Regions from separate parts of the Homo sapiens genome. Here region 2 is linked to region 1. Evidence: read pairs that join two places in POLR2A ChIA-PET (ENCODE). Cell type or tissue: Caco-2. All regions are shown on one strand. Links, peaks and the distances in the headings refer to the core of each region. The heading gives the core; the rest is flanking DNA. Region 1 overlaps LOC100288254 (a long non-coding RNA gene). Region 2 overlaps SH3PXD2B (SH3 and PX domains 2B).

Region 1 (2,910 bases), core at 161-2,660:
AGGTGAGAAGATCATTTGAGCCTGGAAGGTTAAGGCTGCCGTGAGCCAAGATTGTGCCATTGCACTCCAGCCTGGGCAACAGAGCAAGATCCCGTCTCCAAAATTAAAACAAAAAAAAAGAAAAGAAAGTTAAGCCAGGTGTGGTGGCTCACACCTGTAACCCCGGCACTTTGGGAGGCTGAGGCAGGAGGATCACTTGATCTCAGTCGTTCGAGATCAGCCTAGGCAACATAACAAGACCCTATCTCTACAAAAAGAATTTTTTTTTTTGAGATGGAGTTTCGCTCTTGTTGCCCAGGCTGGAGTACAATGGCGAGATGTTGGCTCACCACAACCTCTGCCTTCCGGATTCAAGCGATTCTCCTGCCTCAGCCTCCCAAGTAGCTGGGATTACAGGCATGTGCCACCACGTCCAGCTAATTTTGTATTTTTAGTAGAGACAGAGTTTCACCATGTTGGCCAGGCTGGTCTTGAACTCCTGACCTCAGGTGATCCCACCCACCTCGGCCTCCCAAATTGCTGGGATTACAGGTGTGAGCCACCGTGCCCAGCCCAAAAAGAAATTTTTTAAGTTAGCTGGGCATGGTGGTGTGCACCTGTAGACCCAGCTACTTGGTAGACTGAAGTGGGAGGATTGCTTGAGCCAGGAGTTCAAGGCTGCAGTGAGCTATGATTGCACCACTGCACTCTAGGTTGGGCAACAGAGTGATACTTCATCTAAAAAAAAAAAAGAGAAAAAATTAGCCAGGCGTGGTGGCAGGTGCCTGGTATCCCAGCTACTTGGGAGGCTGAGGTAGGAGAATCACTTGAATTCAGGAGACAGAGGTTGCAGTGAGCCAAAATCACGTCACTGCACTCCACCCTAGGTGACAGAGCAAGACTCCGTCTCACACACACACACACACACACACAAAAGTAAAAAACCTGCAATAGGCTGGGTGTAGTGGTTCACACCTGTAATCCCAGCACTTTGGGAGGCCAAGGCGGCCAGATCACTTGAGGTCAGGAGTTCGAGACCAGCCTGGCCAACATGGCAAAACTCCGTGTCTACTAAAAATACAAAAATTAGCCAGTCATGGTGGTAGGCATCCGTAATCCCAGCCACTCAGGAGGCTGAGGCGGGAGGATCACTTAAACCTGGGAGGCAGAGGTTTCAATGAGCCAAGATCATGCCACTGCACTCCAGCCTGGGCTACAGAGCGAGACTTCATCTCAAAAAAAAAAAAAAATGAGCAAGTATCTTGAGTAGACATTTTTCCAAAATAGATATACAAGTGGCCTATAAGTACATAAAAAGATGCTCAACATTATTAGCCATTAGGAAAATCAAGTCAAAACCACTTTGGAAACAATTTGCCAATTTTTCAGAAAGTTAAACAGGGTTACCATATGACCAAGCAATTCCATTCCTAGGTATAAATCCAAGACAATTAAAAACATATGGCTACACAAAAGCTTGTACAGGAATGTTCATAGCAGCTTTATTCCAATACCCAAAAAATGGAAACAATCCAAATAACCACCAACTGATGAAAGGATAAACAAAATGTGGTACATCCATACAATGGAATATTGTCCATAAAGAGGAATGAAGTTAGTCTCAGCTACTGGGTATTGTGTGTGTTGGCGGCGGGTGGCGGGTTGGCGGGGGGGAGGCGGGGGGAGGTGGGAGGATTGCTTGAGCCTGGAAGGTTGAGTAACATGGTGAAACCCCATCTCTACTAAAAATACAAAAAATTAGCTGGGCATGGTGGTGCACACCTGTAGTCCCAGCTGCTCGGGAGGCCGAGGTGGGAGAATCACTTCAACTGCGAGGTTGCAGAGAGCTGAGATTGTGCCAGTGCACTCTAGCCTGGGTGACAGAGGGAGACTCCGTCTCAAAAAAAAAAAAAAGAGAAAGGTTTGTGGTCGCCTAGGGCTGGGGTGAGGTAGGGGATAGAATGAAATGGGGAGTGACTGCTAATAGGTACAGGGTTTCTTTTTAGGGTGATAAAAATGTTTTAAAATTCATTGACTATTGATATTTAGTAAATATACTAAAAACCATTGACTTGTACAATGTAAATTGGTGAAGGGGTGGGGGTGGATGGGGAAAAGGGAGATATTGATTCCAGAGTAGAAAGTTTCAGTTAGGTGGAATAGGCATTAGTGACCTACTGCACAGAATGGTGACTATAATAATGCACTGTATACTTCCGAATCGTTAACAGAGTAGATCTTAAATGTTTTCACCACAAAAAAGAGAAGCACGTGGACGGGGCGCAGTGGCTCGGGGCACGGTGGCTCACGCCTGTAATCCCAGCACTTTGGGAGGCGAAGGTGGGCAGATCACGAGGTCAGCAATTTGAGACTAGCCTGGCCAACATGGCGAAACCCCATTTCTACTAAAATTACAAAAATTAGCTGGGCGTGGTGGCAGGCGCCTGTAATCCCAGTAACTTGGGAGGCTGAGGCAGGAGAATCGCTTGAACCCAGGAGGCAGAGGTGGCAGTGAGCTCAGATTGTGCCACTGCACTCCAGCCTGTGCAACAACAAGACTACGTCTCAAAAAAAAAAAAGACAAATACGTGAGGTGATGGATTTGTTAATTAGCCTAGTCATTCCACATTGTAAACATGTATCTAAACATCACACTGTGACCTCATAATACAGTTATTTGTCAATTAAAAATAAACTGGTGAAATACATGGTATATGAATATCTTAATAAAGATACTATAAAACAGTAGAAAAGCACATGTGCACACACACACACACACACACAAAGAAGGAATTGTTTTGATAGAAAGTGCTATGCAGTCAGTTTTTTTTTTTTGGAGTCAGTCTTGCTCTGTGGCCCAGGCTAAAGTGCAGTGGTGCTATCTCGGCTCACTGCAACCTCTGCCTCCCAGGTTCAAGTGATTCTCCTGCC
Region 2 (2,910 bases), core at 145-2,644, 77 kb before region 1:
GTTCAAGACCAGTCCGGGCAACATGGTGAAACCCCAAATCTATTTGAAAAAAAAAAAAAAAACTGATGAGAGGGGGATTAGACAGGGCCCTGTAGGCCACAGAGGGTTTTCACAAGTGAGGTAAGGACCATCACAGGGACTTCACCTTTGAGAAACATGTTCTGACACATCTTTTAAAAGGATCACTCTAGCTGCTATATTGAAAACAGATGGCAGCCGGGCGCAGTGGCTCAAGCCTGTAATCCCAGCACTTTGGGAGGCCGAGGCAGGCGGATCACTTGAGGTCAAGAGTTCGAGACCAGCCTGGCCAACATGGGTGAGACCCCATCTCTACTAAAAATACGAAAATTAGCTGTGTGTGGTGGTGCATGCCTGTAGTCCCAGTTACTCGGGAGGCTGAGGCGAGAGAATCGCCTGAGCCCTGGGGGCAGAGGTTGCAGTGAGCTGAGATCGTGCCACTGTACTCCAGCCTGGGCGATGGGGCAAGACTCTGTCCCCAAAAAAAAAAAAAAAAAAAAATGGCCGGGCACGATGGCTCACACCTATAATCCCAGCACTTTGGGAGGCCACAGCGGGCAGATCTCCAGGTCAGGAGATCAAGACCACCCTTGCCAACATGGTGAAACCCCATCTCTACTAAAATACAAAAAAATTAGCCAGGTGTGGTGGCATGTGCCTGTAGTCCCAGCTACTCAGGAGGCTGAGGCAGGAGAATCACTTGCACCCGGGAGGCAGAGAGTGCAGTGAGCCGAGATTGCACCGCTGCACTTCAGCCTGGCAACAGAGCAAGACTTCGTCTCAAAAAAATAAATAAATAAAATAAAATAAAATAAATAAATAAATAAATTGCAGGGTCAAGGCTGGTACCAGGGACCAGTTAGGAGGCTAAGAATAGGTGGTTCCCACTGAAATAAGAAGGAGAGGTTGAGACATCCCAGGCAGAGAAAATAGCCTCTGCAAAGGCACCTTTGTGCTTTGCAGGTGCACCAGGGATGAAGTGGCCAAAAGACAAGATCAGAAGGCAAGCCGAGCCCATGGCAGGTGCTGAGCAGGGAGTGGCATGATCAGAGTAGCATTTTTGAGCAAGCATTCTGGCTGCTGTATGGAGGGCAGACTGGAGGGGCAGGACAGAGACCAGTTACAGGATCTGCCTCCCCTCCCCTCCCCTGGCCCCAGGGAAGCCCCTCTCAGACCCTGGGGCAGAGGGTGTGGCTCCATGAGGACATGGTGAAGCCAGGTGATGGAGCACTGCACAGAAAATCTGTGTGAAACCTGCGGCTCTGTGAGGAAATCCTCACAGCCACTCCCTGACCCCACACCAGCCAACGACTGCCTGCCTGGAAGACGTGGGCATGTCTCTTTGAGCATTAACCTGGGCAGCAGGTGCAGGCACCAACCTGGCTGTGAAGTGGGTGCTTTTTCTCTTTCCTTTCCAGTTCTTTCTGTCAAGCTGAGGCACAGGGAAACACACTTACCTGGTCCAGCTCACCTGAGGGCCCAGACAGAAGGGAAACTGCAATCCTGGGGTTTTGAGCCCTCGGGCAGGCTGTATCCTGGGGTAGATGCTGGATTGGATTCAGAGAAGAGTGAGTCTAGTGACCAGGACACAGGTAGTCAAGAATCTTCAAAAGCCAGCATCCTACATTCATTCATTCACTGGACAGCACCTTCAAAGAGCTAGTAAGTGCCAGGTGGTTCAGAGGCAGTCAAGGCCACTGCCCTCAAGAAGCTCATTGTTAATGGGGCCAGCAGGAAGGGGACGTGAAGCAGCCCACTCTCAGGCCACTGCTCACGTGGCTGGGCTGGCTTGGGGGAACTGTCATCTTGAGTCTAGAAAAAGTCGGCCCTGCCACCTGACCTCGGGGGAAGTGGAGGATGAGGAGAGGGCTGGAAATAGCAGACAAGCCTTGAGACACCCAGAGATGTCAGACTGAGCCTGACCAGGCCCTCGGGGAAGGAGAGCCCGCAGGCCTCAGACCACCCTTCTTCCTCCGTCATCTTATCTTTTCTCACTGTCGTGCCCCAACACCCAGAAGAGCCTGGAGTCAAGTGGACAGAGTCCAGCTTTGTCCATAGCCAGCTGTGTGATCCAGAGAAAGTCACTTAACATCTCTGAGCCTCTGTGTTCCTGCCCACAAAATGGGGGTGGCAGTACCCAGCTTGCAGGGCAGCTGTGTTGGGATGGTTTCTGTGCTGTCTGTAGGCTGTGATAGACCCTCATTGAGGCTGCTTCCTGCCCGATCTTCTGAACCATCAGCCTGCATCTTCTGTTTCTTTCCTGCTCTCTCTTCCTCTGTTCTCCTCATGCTTTCTCTATGCAGAGTGCAAGCAGCAGGGTTGTCCCCAGCCCAAAGGCCCTCCCATTTCCCTGTTACCCTCAGGCAGGGAGGGGGAGTGGCCAGAGCATGGGCACAGAGCCAAGAAGCAGTACCCTTCACCCAGCTACAATGCCCTATTCTGCTTTTTCACATCAAAAATCCAGACCTCATGGTTCTAACAAGGGGCTTCTGTGCTGCTTCTGGTTGCAGAGGCTGGAGTGCAGTGGTGTGCTCGTGGATGCTTAACTACCAGCTCTCCAGTGGAGAAGCCCTGCTTTGTAGCATTTGCCAATTTCTGTGGTGTAAATACTCCCACCATGGCCAATTTCGAGCTACCAACAAGACACCACCCAACAGAGTGGGGAGAGATGCACAAAGTCAGCTCTGTGCGCTGGCTGTCCCACACTGCTCCACAATTGGGTGGTTTTGGTTTTGTTTGGTTTTTTTGGTTTTTTTGGGCGGGGAGCGGAGGACGGAGTTTTGTTCTGTCACCCAGGCTGGAGTGCAGTGGTGCGATCTCAGGTCACTGCAACCTCTGCCTCCCGGGTTCAAGCGATTCTCATGGCTCAGCCTCCTGAGTAGCTGGGACTAC

The links. Peaks named below come from ENCODE experiments on the same cell type or tissue, not always from the same donor. Only the 100,000 strongest peaks of a DNase experiment are listed, where the experiment ranks them.
Region 2: POLR2A ChIA-PET joins it to region 1 with 6 read pairs; 6 of 35 experiments call an interaction of 5 or more read pairs at or near these places.

Annotation. Positions count from the first base shown.
Region 1 is chr5:172,287,212-172,290,121 of GRCh38, reverse strand. The region is part of intron 1 of LOC100288254 (a long non-coding RNA gene); the gene reads right to left. Among named protein-coding and RNA genes, the nearest start is that of UBTD2, 4.9 kb to the right of the region's middle. In Caco-2, for the core only: no CTCF peak of the experiment used is centred there; no DNase peak of the experiment used is centred there.
Region 2 is chr5:172,364,542-172,367,451 of GRCh38, reverse strand. The region is part of intron 6 of SH3PXD2B (SH3 and PX domains 2B); the gene reads left to right. Among named protein-coding and RNA genes, the nearest start is that of UBTD2, 82 kb to the right of the region's middle. RefSeq lists an enhancer at 1-242. In Caco-2, for the core only: no CTCF peak of the experiment used is centred there; a DNase peak (open chromatin) is centred at 1,101.